Linked DNA regions of Mus musculus: region 2 is linked to region 1. A link is a loop called in an ENCODE intact Hi-C map of the cell type or tissue named here. Cell type or tissue: gastrocnemius. All regions are shown on one strand. Each heading gives the region's core, and the rest is flanking DNA. Links, peaks and the distances in the headings are about the cores only.

Region 1 (8,341 bases), core at 294-8,293:
TTCCGTGCTGGCTTTTGCAGTACGTAGGGCCTGGCACATGTTAGAGCAGTCCTGTCTGACAATATAAAAACTGCGAACATAGTAGAAAGAGAACTCAAGACACTGGAGAGAGATGGAAAGTGGTGTGGAGCATAGAAACTGAATTAAAAGCCCAGAATTATTCCTGACAGAAGAGCAAATTCCTAATGATGGGAGCAGGATATGGCTTCCCTGAGGGACAATGGGGAAGGACCATCCCAACAGCTGAGAATAGAACAGAAAAGCAATAGTGTCCACTGGATGGATGAGGTCACGTTGGATGGTGTATTTGAGTCCATTTTAAGTTTCTGCAGAACATCACACAAAGGTCTGGGTTATTTTTATGTTCCCTTGACATTCCCATGGTTCTGAAACTGGACCTCATGGGGCCTGGTGTGTAGCTCAGTGGCAGAGCACATGTTTAACTTGCATGCAACCTGGTGTCTGTTCTCAGCACTGGCTGATTTAATAATAAAATAAAAAGTGGTTAATAAGGGTAAAGGTGACAACTACTGAGATTTTTTAAAAAAGGCAGCTCAGAAAGTAATAACTGAGCTTACATCATTTTATTTTGCATTTTATATTATATTATTAAGAAAGTAGAAAGGAAGGAAGGAAGGGAGGGAGGGAGGGAGGGAGGGAGGGTGGGAGGGAGGGAGGAAGGAAGACTTCCCTCCCCAAAGGAAAATGGAAGCAACCAGCATTCATTGAGTCTGGGTTCAGATGTTCTCTAGAGATAAAAACATAAAAATATGTTTAAGGTGCCTATTCTATTTACAAAATTCCACTGTTGCTTCTCCTAAGTCCCCCTTTCTCCAGCTCACGTAGTTCGTGCTGGCTATGGGAAGCTAATCTGTTATTCCTGCTTTGGGCACAAATGCATGCTTGTCATTACATCAATAAATAGCCCAAGGCCAATGCAGGGAGAGCAACTCAGTGTTGCCCCACAGAGAGCTCTCTGGGCTCTGAAGCTCCAGTCTGTCTTCTGTAGTTTCAATAAGATAATGAGACGTCATCCTCAAATTCCCAGTGTGTCTGATTGGGCCAAGAGCTTTGTGAAATTGAGAATGGCACTATGGCAAGGGAAGGGTCCAGCTCTTCATTTGGATCTGTTGTCAAATTAGCCATGTAGACATGTTGACAGTTCTTTATTCTTATAAAGTAATTACCTGTAAATGAATTCTGTGAGCATTCTTCTTTGTGTAGCAACAAAACTTGCTTCTGTATTAAAATATTTATTAATAAATTTATTAATATGAAAGTAGAACTCTACACCAGGCAGTGGTGGTACTCATCTTGAATCCCAGCAGAGGCAGATCATCTCTGTGTTTGAGGCCAACCTGGTCTACAGAGTGAGTTCCAGGACAGCCAGGGCTACACAGGGAAGCCTTGTCTCAAAAGAACAAAAAAACAACTAACAAACAAAGACAGCAGGTTAAGAGTTGGGGAATGGCTCAGTTCTCTGAAAAAGAGGATCTAAGTTCAAACTCCCAGCATTCACTTAAAAAGTTTGGCGTGGCTGCACGTACCTCTAACCCCAGAATTGGGTGACAGAGACAGGTCGGGAGAACTCCTTGGCCAGACAACCTAGCCAAGAGCACAGTGTTCTGTTCTATAGGTGACCTTGTCTCAAACAAAAAAGGCAAAGAACAATTAAAAAAAAAAGACACCAAAAGTCCTCTTTTGGCATCATTTCTTGCATGCTCACCCACACATTAATGTGTACCCACCACAAACACCACAGTCTATACAATACACCAAACACACACATACACACAGCAGAGAGAACAAGTTTCCAATAAAACACATGACATTTAAATAAGGGTGGGGACTTCTGGAGTCACTAAGGATTATGGGAATGGAACAGTGAGCCCTCCTGGTGCCTGGAAGAGTGCACAGCTTTCTTGGACAGAAGTGCTTGGACGTCGTATAAGAGAAACTCTTGTACTAACTCGGGCAGTCTGTGCTGTACCTTGTTTTCCCATGGTGCTGTTCAAAGTCATGCTGAGGACTATTATGCTTAATTTATTCTTTGCTTATTCCAATAATCAGTGTGAGTGCAATTACATCATATATTCACATAAGTTAAAGTAAAGAAAATTATATTTATAAAGTTTCAATGTTTTGTGATGGCAAATTCATCAGTGTATACATGCATTTGTATAGACAGCCATAACTCTGAGACCCACTTACTATATATATATAATATGTTATAATATAGGAGTATATAATAATATTATATATTTCATATAGATAGTTATATAATACTATGTTATATATTTATATTATATATTGACATATATTTCTATACTATATAATGTATGATATATGATATAATGTATAATGTGTCTCTTATATCATATAACATATAATTAATATAATATATAATGTTGTTATACACTATATAATATATCAATATATAGTATGGTATGTAATATTATATAATAGAATATATATTATACTATACATACCACTTATTGAATCTGTTACCTGGTATTTTGTGATCAGCATACTATAGACAGTAAGTAAGGTGGACAATGGGAATGGAGCCTTGTGATACTTCCCCATCCATGTTAGTTTACCAATTTATTTGTCATTTTTCAGACCTTGTTTAAACAATACTGTTAAATTTTCATGGGTGCAGCATCTCTGTCATACATGGAAGCCACTATTGCCCAGCATACATCCTGGTCCTCTGGCTCTTACAGTGTCTCCATCCCCACATTGACGATGTTCTCTGAGCCATTGGTACATGAGAGAGAGCTGTGTTGTAATTGTGTCCGAGGAGGCTGGACACCCCACAGAAAGTTGATCTCCACACATTGACCAGCTGCGGATTTCTATAATGGTGTCTCTGAAAAGAAGCTCTTATCTGCGAGCATGAGGAAAGACATTTAGAATACAATGAGAACGTATACCAGTTGTAGTAGCAACCTTCTCCCCTAAGGTCCTCTAGGGTGCAAGAATTCCCTAAACACAAGTAGTTAGGCCAGTTTAACAGCACTAGGCACAAATTCCCTCTTACTGAAGTGCCCTTTAGTCCAATAAAAGAGCTGTTGGTTATCCCCAAGATGTAAGTGCCACTACTGCACCCTTGAGGATAGCTTGCTGTGCTGCTCATTGTTGTGGCTCATAAGCTCTACAGCAGGGCACAGCTATTAATTGCTTTTCTCCCTTGGCTACTTGCACAGCAATTTCAGATCCGATAAGAGCTAGTCCTCAGGGAGGAGGATTTCAGATAAGTTTCAGCTTAATGCTACCAAGTACTGTGTCCAAATTTTGTGGTGTCTTTCACAATGAGGCCAGTCTTTCAATTTTTCTTTTCCTTTTTTAGACAACCAAAGCCTATGTCGTTTGGACATTTCTTGGACTCCTCTTCCTGTGCTACTAAATCCTCCTCCCACATCCCTACCCCTTACTTGACACAAGATAGGGTTATCTGTGAAAGGGGAAACTCAGTTGAGAAATTGCCTCCATTGGATTAGCCTAGGGGGGCATGTCTGGGGCACATTTCCTAGACAGATGATGGAGGGCTCAATCATGGTGGGAGGTGCCCCCCACCCAGCAGATGATCTGGATTCTATAAGAGACCATCCTGGGCAAACTGCTAGAAGCAAATCAGTAAGCAACATTCCTCCATGGTCTCTACTCAAGTCCCAGTCTCCAGATTTCGTCTTGAGCTCCGCCCTGACTTCCCTCAGTGATGGTCCGTGACCTGGGAGTTGTAAGATGATAAAACCTCTCCTCCCCAAGTTGCTTTTGGTTCAAATGTTTTTTATCACAGCAATAGAAAGCAAACCTGAACACTGACCAACAACTTAAAGAAAGGCTTCCCATACCTGGCCCTGGGAATTTTATTAGTCTACGGGGCTTGGAAAATTAGCACACTGTGTGTGTGTGTGTGTGTGTGTGTGTGTGTGTGTGTGTGTGTGTGTGTAAGCTAAAACAGTATTTCCCTGTGACTTGTTCAAATATCATTACTGTTACGAATGCCTCTTCCCTCTGTCTCCTTCCATATCCCCCCGCCCCCTGCCCAGTTAGAGGTACACACACACACACACATTCACTTCAGTGTGTGGAGGTCAGAAGACAACTTGTAAAAATTTGTCCTCTCATTCCACCGTATGGTTCTGAGGGAATCAAACCTGGGTCATCAGACTTGGCGGCAATCCCTTTCCCCTGCCAGAGCCTGCCTTCTCAGCAGCCCATGCCTTCTCACCAGCCCGTGCCTTCTCACCAGCCCGTTTCTCCTGTTTTTATTCTTAAATTGGGTTCCTGTGTATGATGATGAATACACCAAAATTGGGAATAAAATATGCAGAGTAGATATTCATACTTGGCTTTGGCCTATCCTTAGTACATACATGCAGCTTGCAGAGCCATTAGTGAATGGATGGATATTTGTCTTTTGACCCCTAGCTAGCACAAGAGGGATTTGAAGGCCAAAGAATCTATTCCATTGAGGCAACACAAGAGGGCGCTCTTTCCATCCCATTGCCAAAGGCCAGCCCATTCCCTATGCCCTACTGGGCCATCACTAATACAAGTTTTCACCTTTTGCCTTTTCAAGCAATAATTAGAAGAACCATGCACGGCAAATGAATTGGGTAGAAGATGAGAGTCTCAGGAAACACGGGATTGAACTGACTAAAACACTGGCCAAAAGGTTGTTCTGTTTGGGTTGTGCAATTAATTGAATTGTACTTACAGTTATTATTTCAGCTTATTTTACAGTTAGTAGTTCTATTTGTACATGTATGCACATTCTGCTTAGCATTCTATGGGCTTTGGTGTATGCATTATGAAAATCTACTGACATAAGACTCCTTAAGAAGACCTGAATTAATTCTAGCTACCCTTTGAGTGACTGGGGATAATGAACCAGCTTTTTTTAGTCTCAGTTTGTAGAATTACAGGTTGCAGTATGTGTTTTCTAAGAACCTTTATGGGCCCAACAGTCTACTAGATTGATGAATTATGGTGGTTCACTAAATCTTTGATATGTAATGGGGATGTAGCTATCAGCTACATATAATTTATAGGCACCTACTGAAAAAAAAAATCAGTAAGTGGTTGACTGTGTTGAAGACGTGCTTCAGCATGTGGGTGTGTCTGTAGACGCCTGGATCTTTGTGGCCTAAATACTATTATCAATTTCTACTCAAGTCTATTACGCATATGGTTCCAGGGTGACTCAGTGGTGGTGGCCAGCTCAGCTCTATAAATATGTGAGGACATTACTTAAACTTTTTGATTAGTGAGTTGGCTTAAATGACCCAAGGAGGCTTGCATTTATTTTGAGCCTTTTGTTGATGTGGTGGTCTGTTTTGTTTGCTAGGATGATGGGGCTACAGCCATGGTGGCTAGCTTTTATTTATTTACTTAGGTGGTTGAGTCGTTGTGTTTTTGAGGAGCCAGTATTTAGAGGAAATAAATAAAACTTCACTAGAGTAAAGATACTGTTTAAAGGGGTTTAGAATTGCTGTGTTGATTATGGGGTAGCCTGCACTGCCTCGGCAGTGCTGAGCTGGACAGTGTCCATGTGTCCTTGAACAAGGGGATGTGGCGCTCACTCTGCCTCATCTGTGTGGGCTTTTCTCCGCTCCCCTACAATCTCCCATCCCATTCTCCATCTTTCTCGAGGGCTGGCAGTCTCCTCTGTCTTTCATGGCAAAGCACCCTTTGGTGGGGAAAGTGGCCAGTAGCTCTGTCAGCAGCCGCAAGGCTGTGGGGTTTGACAGGATGAGGCTGTGGCGATGACTTTCTGCAGGGAAGGAATGAATACAGTGAGTGCTTCCGTGTTTTAGGAGCAAGAAAGAGAGATAAATGACGGGGGGCGGGGCTAAGTCCAAGCCCTGTCTGTGTTGAGATGGGGGTCATGCGCGTGGAAAGTATGATAACATAGCAAGTTTTATGTAAGGAATCGGGAGCAGAGTCCAGCTCATGAGAGTTAATGTGTCTCTCTACACGAAATGCCAGTGTGATGTGGCAGAAGGGGGTGCCTTTGCGGGCCCATGCTGAGGTAAACCACCCCCCACCCCCAGCCCTGGTATCAGCCACACGACAGGTCTAGTATAAAATGAAATTAATTTGGGACATGGGAAGGGAATAGAGGCAGGGAACGAAAAGGGGACAGAGAAGGACAGAAAGAGAGAGGAGAGAGAAAAAAAGGAAAGAGACTGGCTGAAAACACGTGGGGAGAGAGGAAGAAAATGAAGAGAGAGAGGAGAGGGAGGAAGGAGGAGGAGGAGGAGGAGGAGGAGGAAGGTAACTGTTGGACGGAGCTTAGAGGAAATGCTAACACCCCACGTCTAACTTTTTATTCTTTCAGCAATCACTGCACCTCTCTTATGCGTAACATTGTACCCAGCACTTGATATCATGGCTGCATAAGTTATGTTTTATGGTTTCCAGCTTTGGGGAAAAAAATAAATAGAAAACACTGACCATTGCAAGAGAAGAGTAGTGGTGGGAGACGCGATAGGGGCTTGCCTGGAACAGAGACTGGAAGAAGGTGATCTGCAGGTCAGCAGAGACAGGCGCAACCCCCCCTGGTTAAGTTTCGGGACAGAGCGTGCCAGAAGTAGAGGAAAAGGTTAGGCAACCGCATCGGAGTGACAGTGTCACAGTGTGTTCAGGGAACTGGTGCTGTTCAGGATTGTTGACAATCAAAGTTCAAGGAAGGGGGCGGGGGCGGGGGGAGGCGGGGGAGCCAGGTGTACGCTCTAAGAAGCTACAAAATAACCAACCGCAGCACTCGAGGAGCACGGGGATCATAGCCTGCAATTAACTGTGAGACTTTGTCTCCAAACAACCAACCAAAGTCACCGACCACCATCACCCGGTCAGCGACAACGTGCTGGTCAGTTTGTGTGGTGTGGGAAAGAGAAAACAGCGAGATGGAGGTCTCAGAGAGACCCCCTCAGAAGAGCCAAAAATTGGATCAAGACAAATGAAGATACAGGAGGAAAAAAACGCTAGACAGAAACATTCAGCGGTTCTCAACCTGTGGGTCGCTAACAGTAGCAAAATTAGTTACGAAATAATTGTATGGTTGGGGGAGATCACCATGGCATGAAGTACTGTACTAAAGGGTCTCAGTGCTAGGAAGGTCCAGAACTACTGGTTGAAGAAAAGAGTAGAGAACTGAGCCCAGGAGAGCGGGCTTCCTCCTACCTTTTCTGACTCTGGATTTTGTATGAATACCCTCCTCTTCACACTGGACCACACTTAACAACGTGATGATTTTGAGTGTAGCATTAAAAACTCTTTCTGGTCTTGTTTGGTAGGTTGGTGTTGTGTTTGGGACCAAATGGCTCTGATAACATCCTTTTGCTTACAGGGGACCTGAGGAGAGCTAGTGAAGTCAGAAATAGAAGTTGCACACTTGAATCTGACTCAGGCACACGTGCTCTCTCCCTCCCTCTCTTCTCTTATAGGATGCATATAGTCTAAGTTGCTAAAGTTATTGATGCTAAGGTGAGGCAATAGCCTAATACAGTTTCTATGGTTGCCAAAAAAAAAAAAAAAAAAAAAAAAGTGGTATTGGATGGTAATGTCTCCTGCCAGGCAAACAGGAATATGCTCACATGCACAGACATGAAAGACTATGTGCTAAGGTGGGGGAGGGGCTTGCACGTGCATGAATGCATGCAATTGGGTATAGTCTATGTGACTTCTGACATAGATAATTTTGAGTATGCAAAATGCTTTTGTTCCAAGTTTTCTGTGCACTTAGTTTATAAAGGGTTTGTTGGAAGTAACTTCTATAGCCACCGTTCACAGGCATGTCTTTGAAAGAGAGCTGCCATGCACACCAAGCATCTACCCAGCTTTCATGGGAGTATAAACTCCTTTAAAAAGCCAGAGTTCTCTGACAGGGAATACATCTGCCTGTCCTTGCCCACAGCTCTGATTATTAATTCTCTCTCTTAATGGCTGTAAGGAAGCCGATTGTGTAACCAGGCAAATTTTTCACCTATCTAAAAATAGCCTAATCTCTGTTACCAGCTTTGGGGCACAAAGCCAGGAGATTTTCTTCAGGGAGCACTCAGATGGTGAGTCCCTTCAGGGAGCACTTAGATGGTGAGTTCCCTTTTACTTGTCTGCAACCACATCCCTAGAAGGGCTGTTTATCAAGAGGGTTCCAGCCGCAAAATGTGAACAAAATCTGTAACCACATATGTCAGGGAATAGGATTGTTTGGGAAAACAAATAAAGGCCTTATGGGATTCCTAACCATCTCGATAGTGCTCTGTAGTAAGCAGTATCGACTATTTGTCTTCCTGTTGGGCTAGACTGAGTATCTCTAGATCTTGGCATT
Region 2 (8,341 bases), core at 250-8,249, 210 kb after region 1:
GTCAGCCTCAGAAGTAGCACAGAGGGGGATCATCACCAGACCCTTCCCCCTAGTTTTCTTCCCTAGGTTCTTGTCTGTGCTAAGGCTAATGGAGGGTTCACTTCTTCACATGATTTGTAAGCCATATCTTGGAAGGTGGTCCACCTTTCCTACTCTATCTGGCTGCCAGGGACCGACTCCTGACAAGCTCTCAGCCCTGCCCACCTGGAGATTCTCTAATGTGTTCAAAAGTAAAGAGCAGCGTCAAATAACTAAAAACATTCCTTGCAATACAAAATTGAGACTCTGGTAAAGGTGTACAGAGAACTCCTAAGTTTATGTCCACTTTGATGAAATGGATTTTGGGTTTGTTGTTGTTTTGTTTTGTATGGGTTTTTAATTAATTAATTAATTAATTAATTAATTTTAAGAAAGTGCCTCGCCAATTTGTAAAACACATGAAACTGAAGAAGAACGAAGACCAAAGTGTGGACACTTTGCCCCTTCTTAGAATTGGAAACAATCACCCATAAAAGGAGTTACAGAGACAAAGTTTGGAGGTGAGACAAAAGGATGGACCATCTAGAGACTGCCATATCCAGGGATCCATCCCATAATTAGTCTCCAAACGATGACACCATTGCATACACTAGCAAGCATTTGCTGAAAGGACCCTGATATAGCTGTCTCTTGTGAGACTAGGCCGGGGCCTAGCAAACACATAAGTGGATGCTCACAGTCAGCTATTGGATGGATCACAGGGCTCCCAATGGATGAGCTAGAGAAAGTATCCAAGGAGCTAAAGAGATCTGCAACCCTGTAGGTGCAACAACATTATGAACTAACCAGTACCCCGGAGCTCTTGACTTTAGCTGCATATGTATCAAAAGATGGCCTAGTCAGCCATCACTGGAAAGAGAGGCCCATTGGACAGGCAAACTTTATATGCCCCAGTACAGGGGAACGCCAGGGCCAAAAAGTGGTAATGGGTGGGTAGGGGAGTGGGGGGGAGGGTGTGGGGGACTGTTGGGATAGCATTGGAAATGTAATTGAGGAAAATACGTAATAAAATATATATATTTTTATATATATATAAAAGAAAGTGTCTCGCTCTGTAGAGCCATGACTTGTTCTTGTGAAATACCGAACCAAACCAGAAACCACATCATCCCTTTTGATGACCAGAAAGGGTTAAAAAAATCGTATAGCACATTAAAAGACAATGTGCAGGCTTATCAAACAGACCATTAGCTCTTGAAGCAAATTAATGAACCATGGCTCTGGAACAGGTCTAGAGCAGCTCTGACATTGTTAGTTTATGATGGCTTTTCTTTGAACAGTCAGGTTTCCAAGAATATGTGCTCCTTATAAAAAACAATGGCAGGGAAAATCGAAACCAAAAATAACCCAGCAGAGAGGGTGCAATGAGTCAAGCCTTTGTAAACTGAGTGACAGATGGGGCTGATTGATTTGGAACCAAGTGAAAAGTGGGGCCGTAAAGTTTTATTGTATCCTCAAAGGATGACATAGGGCAAGGCATGTACATGGGGTCCTGTCTTTTCTACTAGAAAGCAAAGATTCTAACACAACAAAGACAAGTGAAAAATGTGCTCTTTCTAAACACGGGAAAGAAGTTCTAGAAGATTCTGACTTGGGTAAAATCTCAGGAGCAGCTCCAAAGAGCCATGTTCGTAAAGCCAGTTGCAGCCTGCTTACCCAGGTGCCTCCAGACCACCTATGATGTCACACATACATGCTTTAGATACTTCGTCCTGTTTTACGTCACATCCTCCAAGACCTGCCCCTTTTCGTACATCTGAAACTACAGTCTTCCTATCCTGTCTTCTTGGTTTCTGAAACTACGTTGTTCTCAGCGCTTTGCCTGCTGAGTGTTGCTGATACCTGGTTCCTGGAGAACATCTCAATCCCGTGCTCTCGTACACGGTCCCCTTCTTGCTCTTGACCTCTTCCCCGTGACCTCATCGTGAGCTAGAAAGCTTTCTCTGTCTTGCACAGCTCAGGGCCCTGCCCTGGCAACAGTAGTGACCACAGTCAAAAATGGATCTTCCCACATCAATTAACACAGTCAAAGCAATCCTTTACACTACAGTGCCCTTCCGAGGCTGACCTTAACCTAGATAATCCCTTGGGAGTGTGCTTGGAAGCTTGGCTCCTAGGTGACTCCAGACTCTGTCCAGTTGGCAGTTAGGAGGGGAGTGAGTTTAGAAACTAATGTAATTTTTGGCAGAATGTCTGGTATCCCCCAGGCTTTTACCACCAAGCTCAGAAACCTTGGGAAACAGCACAGTGATAAAGCATCCACCTTAGAGGGGGAGAAATTCTACTCATAATTAGTTATGAGCCAAACTGTGTTAGATTTTAGCAGTTCTAAAGATTTTGTGACAACACGAACAACACATATCCTGGTAGAAACCAAGACAGATATCATTTTTCCCTTCCAATCTTTCCTCTTAAAAAAAAATAGTCAAGCCGACTTTGGCAGGAAATGCTTATAATTGCAACACTTGGGAGACTGAGGCAGGAGGGTGGCAAATTCGAGGATAACCTGAATTACACTGTAAGACTGTTTCAAAAGAAAATTTGGAAAAAAAAAGTTAATTCATTTCTTCGCTGCTGTTTTTCTTAGTTCTTTCATTAAACCTGGAAAGACCAGCAATTGTTCTGCATGGTCTGTAACTTCGAGGCAGCAGGCTGCTTACAAAGTGTTCAAACACAACCCCTGACCTGCTACCATGGGTCACAGGACATCATTGCTGGCCAAGTCGCAGGACACCAATGCTGGCCATAAGCACGCCTTGCTCTGCCCACAAATCAGTCTGTGGTTCGTGGAGAAATGATGTGATTTCGGTATGAGATGGATCCCATGAACTTCTTAGTGTGGTCAAGAAAGGGCCCCTGGTTACACTGGCACTAGTCTTAATTCCAGAGCTGGGGAGGCTGGGAGAATGGGGGATCGATGAAAGTTCAAGGCCAGCCTCGGCAACATGATTTATTCTTGGTGCTGGGTGTCTAATTTCTGGTTCTCCCATTTGTGTTGCGAATGTCTTATTCACAAAGTATTCTCCCTAGGCCTCAAGCAAGTGAAGTTTTAGACCTTGTTTTGTATTTTGTGTGTCCTCGATGCACAGGGTCATATGAAATTCGATGGCAGAGAATATGAAGAATCACTGGGGACCACTAAGTTGAGGGACTACATTCATAACACTGGCATGAAACTGTAGAATTGAAGCCATGCTCGGTCCGTGTCTAGATACTTGGCCATGCCAACAAACAGATATAAGGACATATGCTTTTATTTTTGTTTGAAACAGTGTTCTAGCCAAGGTTAGCCTTGCACTCTCTATGTAGCAAAAGATGACCTTAAAAGGTGCTCAGGGGCTGGGAGCAGGGGAGAGAAAAATGACAGGCACGTTCACACAACTGCACAGCATTGTTCCAAGAAACATAAACAAAATTCTGAGTAGAATGGATAACTTGGAAAATGTTAAATAAGAAGAAGGAGGAGGAGGAGAAGAAGGAGAAGGAGGAAAAGGAGGAGGAGGAGGAGGAGGAGGAGGAGGAGGAGGAGGAGGAGAAGGAAGAGGAGAAGAAGAAGAGGAGGAGGAGGAGGAGGAGGAGAAGAAGAGGAGAAGAAGGAAGAGAAGGAGAAGAAGAAGAGGAGGAGGAGGAGGAGGAGAAGGAGGAGAAGAAGGAGGAGGAGGAGGAGGAGGAGAAGAAGAGGAGAAGAAGAAGAAGAGGAAGAAGAAGAAGGAGGAGGAGGAGGAGAAGAAGAAGAGGAGGAGGAGGAGGAGAAGGAGGAGGAGGAGGAGGAGGAGGGTAAAACAGTTGGAAAGGTTATATGGCCTGTGGACAGCACTCACACGCTCCCCCTGGTGCCTCTGAAGTTCCCTAAGGTTCACAGGCTCCCTAATTGCCCTGTGCTATGAAGCCAGGTCCATCTGAGTTCTGGCGACCTGGATTTGGTGTTCACAGATCCTAAGTTTTTCTCTTTGCCAAAGTCTTGTTAGCAGAAATTCTGCAGAAAGTTTTTGTTTACCATGTGATGCTCTTTATTATTGGGGGCAGGGGTGGGTGGGCATAATGATCTTCGTTTCCTGGAAGAATTTTTGTTGAATTGGTATCAACTTCCCCTTTGATGTTGGTTAGAACTTATCTTTGATGCTATTTGGGTCTACAGCAATCTTTCTGGAAATGTTTCGAAATGACCGTATTTCATTATTGAGTAGACGTCTACTGATGCCACTCACTTGTTCTGACTTGGGTTTGGTAGTTGAGGTTGGGTGGGGCTTTCCATTCTATGTGAGATCCCATGTTGCCCGTAATGTAACCGACACCGTTGCCCTGTGCACTTGTCTACATGCCCTCCCCCTCCCCCTTCTCTCGCTGCTCTTGTGGCTGCCTTCTCTTTCCCTTGTTCTAGAAGATCCCACTAAAGAGTTATTATCTTTGGACCCATGGCCACCTTTGGACTTAACCCATGCCCTTTCTCTCTTCCTATAGTACAAACTCTAATTGGTTTTCACTCCCAACTCTTCCCCCAACTTTGTCCCTCTTAAAAACATTAAACTGTTCCGGCCTGGATCTGTGGATCTAGGATTTTGCAGTAGGGAGGACTTGGGATGTTGCCACCAGCCACCCTGACCCACTCCATGTCACCTGCCATCCACGGCCTTGGAAGAGACACATAAGAGCCTCACTCGTGCATATATCAGTTTTATTTTCCAAAAGTCTGAGATTTAAAGTGTATCCACCGGTAACAGAGCGGTTAGAACACACACTTCCTCCTTGGGTCCATCAACTGCTAGCTTCCTTGGCCGATTTCTGGTGCAATGAATGGCTGGAACAAAGAGGAAAGGAAAGATTCACAACTGGGTCAGGAGCCAGGCCTGATGCTGGGTTCCCACCTAACACAAACATGAAAAATTAACCCCTGACCAACCAGCTTAATTCTAGGGAACTGTCCAAGAAGTGCAAAAGAGAGAGAGAGAACATGTACGTTTTTATCTAGTTATTTATTAGAATCTACATTTTGGGCAAACAGATTATGGCCAAGAGACAACAAGGACACATTTCTTTTTCTACGTTTGAATCTTTTCTTTTCTTTCTTTCTTCCTTTTGTTTGTTTGAAAGACTGGTGGATTTTATGAAGCTGCAACTTCTTGTTTCTGCCTCCATCTAAATCCTGGGGTTATAAGTGTGAACGTCCTGGTCTGCTCAGTTTAACTTTTACTTTCTTAGGGGTAAAGTCGTGGTTTAAGGAAACTAAGTGATGTGTGCGTGTGCCTGTGTATGTGTATGCGTGTGTGTGTGTGTGTGTGTGTGTGTGTGTGTGTGTGTATGTGTGTGTATGTGTGTGTGTATGTGTGTGTGTGTATGTGGGTGCATGTGTGTGTGTATGTGTGTGTATGCGCGCGTGTGTGTGTATGTGTGTGTGTATGCGTGTGTGTATGTATGTGTGTGTGTATGCGTGTGTGTATGTATGTGTGTGTGTGTATGTGTGTGTATGTGTGTGTATTAATATAGAGTCCACAAGTGAGAAGAGCACTGATCCTCCACCTGTGGGTCACGCCCCCTTCACAGGGGTTGCTTAAGACCATCAGAAAACACAGATATTTACACTACAATTCATGAAAGTAGCAAAAATTACATTTATGAAGTAGCAACAAAAATAATTTTATGATTAGGGATTACCACAACAAGAGGGACTGTACTCAAAGGGCCACAGCATTAGGAAGGTTGAGGAACAGAGGTTAGCAAGGAAAGAACTTCCATTCAGTAGCTCAGGTTGGAAGTTTGAGTTCCGACGACAGTTTCGAGTTTTCAATTGCTCCTTTCCAGAGAACGAGTTTTGCTGTGATCGTGACCAAAGTATAGGGTTGACTGTCTTCGCTGCTCTTGGGTGACAGTTGAGCTGTGTCCATCAGTTGCTTTGCTCTGTGCAGCTAGCACCGCTGTGTGTGTGTGAACAGCAGCTCCTGCCTCGCCAGAAGCCCATCAAATCAAGAAAAGACTCAGCGATGCCAGCATCGGGGACATGGAAACACTGACGTGGCACTTTGCAGCACCGGGGCGGCTCGCATGTAAAAAGCAAAGGAGCAGAAAGCAAGCTTACCAAGGGGCAGAGTCAACTGAGGTCCTCGGGTCCTGCTGCTAGGAAGGTGCAATGCGGGAGGGGCTTGAGCGTGGGTGTGGTGCGTGCTGTGGGGCTGTCCACCTTAAAACCGGGACCGTGGCCGTGGTTCAGTGAGCAACGTACTTGTAGTGCAAGCATGGGGAGGTGAGCCGAGCCCTCAGCAGCCACATAAGAATGCCCATATGTATGGTAGGAGCACCTGACATCTCAGTACTGGGATCTGTAGCCAGGAAGATCACTAGCATAGAGTGGCCAGCCGGTCTAAGTAAGTCACAAGAACCAGGTTCTATAAGAAACCCTGTCTGAGAAAATAAGACAGAGAATACTAGAAGGTACTTGATACAGACCTCAGCCTACACACACACACACACACACACACACACACACACACACACACACACACACATCACATATCATACACACACACACACATATATATACATACACAAACTCACACTCATACACACTCACTCAAAGTCACACACACACACACTCACACAAACTCAAACACAGACACACATACTCACTCTCACACAAACACACACTCACATAGTAACTCTCTCATAAACACGTGCATGCACACTCACAGAGACGCTCACACACACTCACACGCACAAACACAACAAACACACACTCACACACGTATACTCACTCTCTCACACACACTCACACACAGGTGCAAGCGCGCTCACACAGACTCACACACACAATCACGTGCACTGTGCTGTCTGGTTTTATGTCAACTTGACACAAGCTAATGGGGATGTCAATTGAGAAAATGCTCCCACCAAATTAGCTTCTGGACAAGCCCGTGATATATTTTCTAGATTAGTGATTGATGGTGCAGGGCCCAGTCCGCGGCCTCTGCTTCAGTTCCTGCCTCCAGGTTCCTGCCCTGCCCTCCCTCCATGATGCACTGTGATATGGAACTGTTAGCAAAAGCAAATCCTTCCTTCCCAAGTTGCCTATAGTGAAGTTGTTTTATCATAGCAATAGGAACATGCATACACACAAAAACAGAAACACACAGGCACATACACAGATACACACACATACATGAATACTCTCGTATACATATTTAATAATAGAATTAAACATTTCAACTTTGTACTTTGTAACTTCGCTGCATAAATTGTCCATCCACACTTTGTGTATGCAATATCTGCATACAAAAAATTAAAATATAGTATTTCTTAGCCTTGAGATGAAAGGATGGACCATGTAGAGACCGCCATATCCAGGGATCCACCCCATAATCAGCATCCAAACGCTGACACCATTGCATACACTAGCAAGATTTTATCGAAAGGACCCAGATGTAGCTGTCTCTTGTGAGACTATGCCGGGGCCTAGCAAACACAGAAGTGGATGCTCACAGTCAGCTAATGGATGGATCACAGGACTCCCAATGGAGGAGCTAGAGAATGTACCCAAGGAGCTAAAGGGATCTGCAACCCTATAGGTGGAACAACATTATGAACTAACCAGTACTCCGGAACTCTTGACTCTAGCTGCATATGTATCAAAAGATGGCCTAGTCGGCCATCACTGGAAAGAGAGGCCCATTGGACACGCAGACTTTATATGCCCCAGTACAGGGGAACGCCAGGGCCAAAAAGGGGGAGTGGGTGGGTAGGGGAGTGGGGGTGGGTGGGTATGGGGGACTTTTGGTATAGCATTGGAAATGTAAATGAGCTAAATACCTAATAAAAAATGGAAAAAAAATATAGTATTTCTTAGCCTTAAATAGAAACCAAAAGAGAAGCTTTGCTATCAAGGAATGGGACTCTGCCAGGCTAAGCCATAAATAAAGGTGCTTGGTTCTTTTTGTTACAATAAATGTACAGTGCCATCTTGTGGCCAATTCAAACAGTGCAATTGGACATTTTAAGTTGCTGAAGCTGATCAACAAAAGATGTAGGAAGGGTGATTTCACTGTGAACTACTGGACTAGTACTCAGGGGACTACTATGTGGCCAGGAACATCATGGATGTGTAGGATGTGCATTCCATGATGTGTGGCACCTTCATAGGGCTCTTCAGATCAACACATCTAACCCCCGGGTCGGAGAGGGGCGAGTCACAGGGGACTGGTTGCTCCAGCACCATATGCGGTTCCAGAGAGGGCCCGGGCAGGATTTTCTGCGGCACGTGAAAGAGTGGCAACGGAACCAACTGGTGGCTTTGGGAAAAACAGCCTCAAAAGGC

What was found. A loop is a pair of places that touch in the nucleus more often than their neighbours do. Peaks named below come from ENCODE experiments on the same cell type or tissue, not always from the same donor. Only the 100,000 strongest peaks of a DNase experiment are listed, where the experiment ranks them.
Region 2: a loop joins it to region 1, with 8 times the contacts of the local background. A loop is called at or near these places in 3 of 42 quality-filtered maps.

Annotation. Positions count from the first base shown.
Region 1 is chr8:24,390,523-24,398,863 of GRCm38, forward strand. It overlaps Gm30633 (a long non-coding RNA gene), which reads left to right. Exons shown (of 3, transcript XR_378810.2): 3 at 1-545. Among named protein-coding and RNA genes, the nearest start is that of Gm30633, 13 kb to the left of the region's middle. In gastrocnemius, for the core only: a CTCF peak has its summit at 4,487 (motif pointing right); a DNase peak (open chromatin) is centred at 4,495; H3K27ac peaks cover 1,291 bases.
Region 2 is chr8:24,597,549-24,605,889 of GRCm38, forward strand. Adam18 (a disintegrin and metallopeptidase domain 18) reads right to left here. Exons shown (of 20, transcript NM_010084.2): 20 at 4,698-4,837. Among named protein-coding and RNA genes, the nearest start is that of Ido1, 4.8 kb to the left of the region's middle. In gastrocnemius, for the core only: CTCF peaks have their summits at 3,889 and 7,988 (motif pointing left); a DNase peak (open chromatin) is centred at 8,008; H3K27ac peaks cover 811 bases.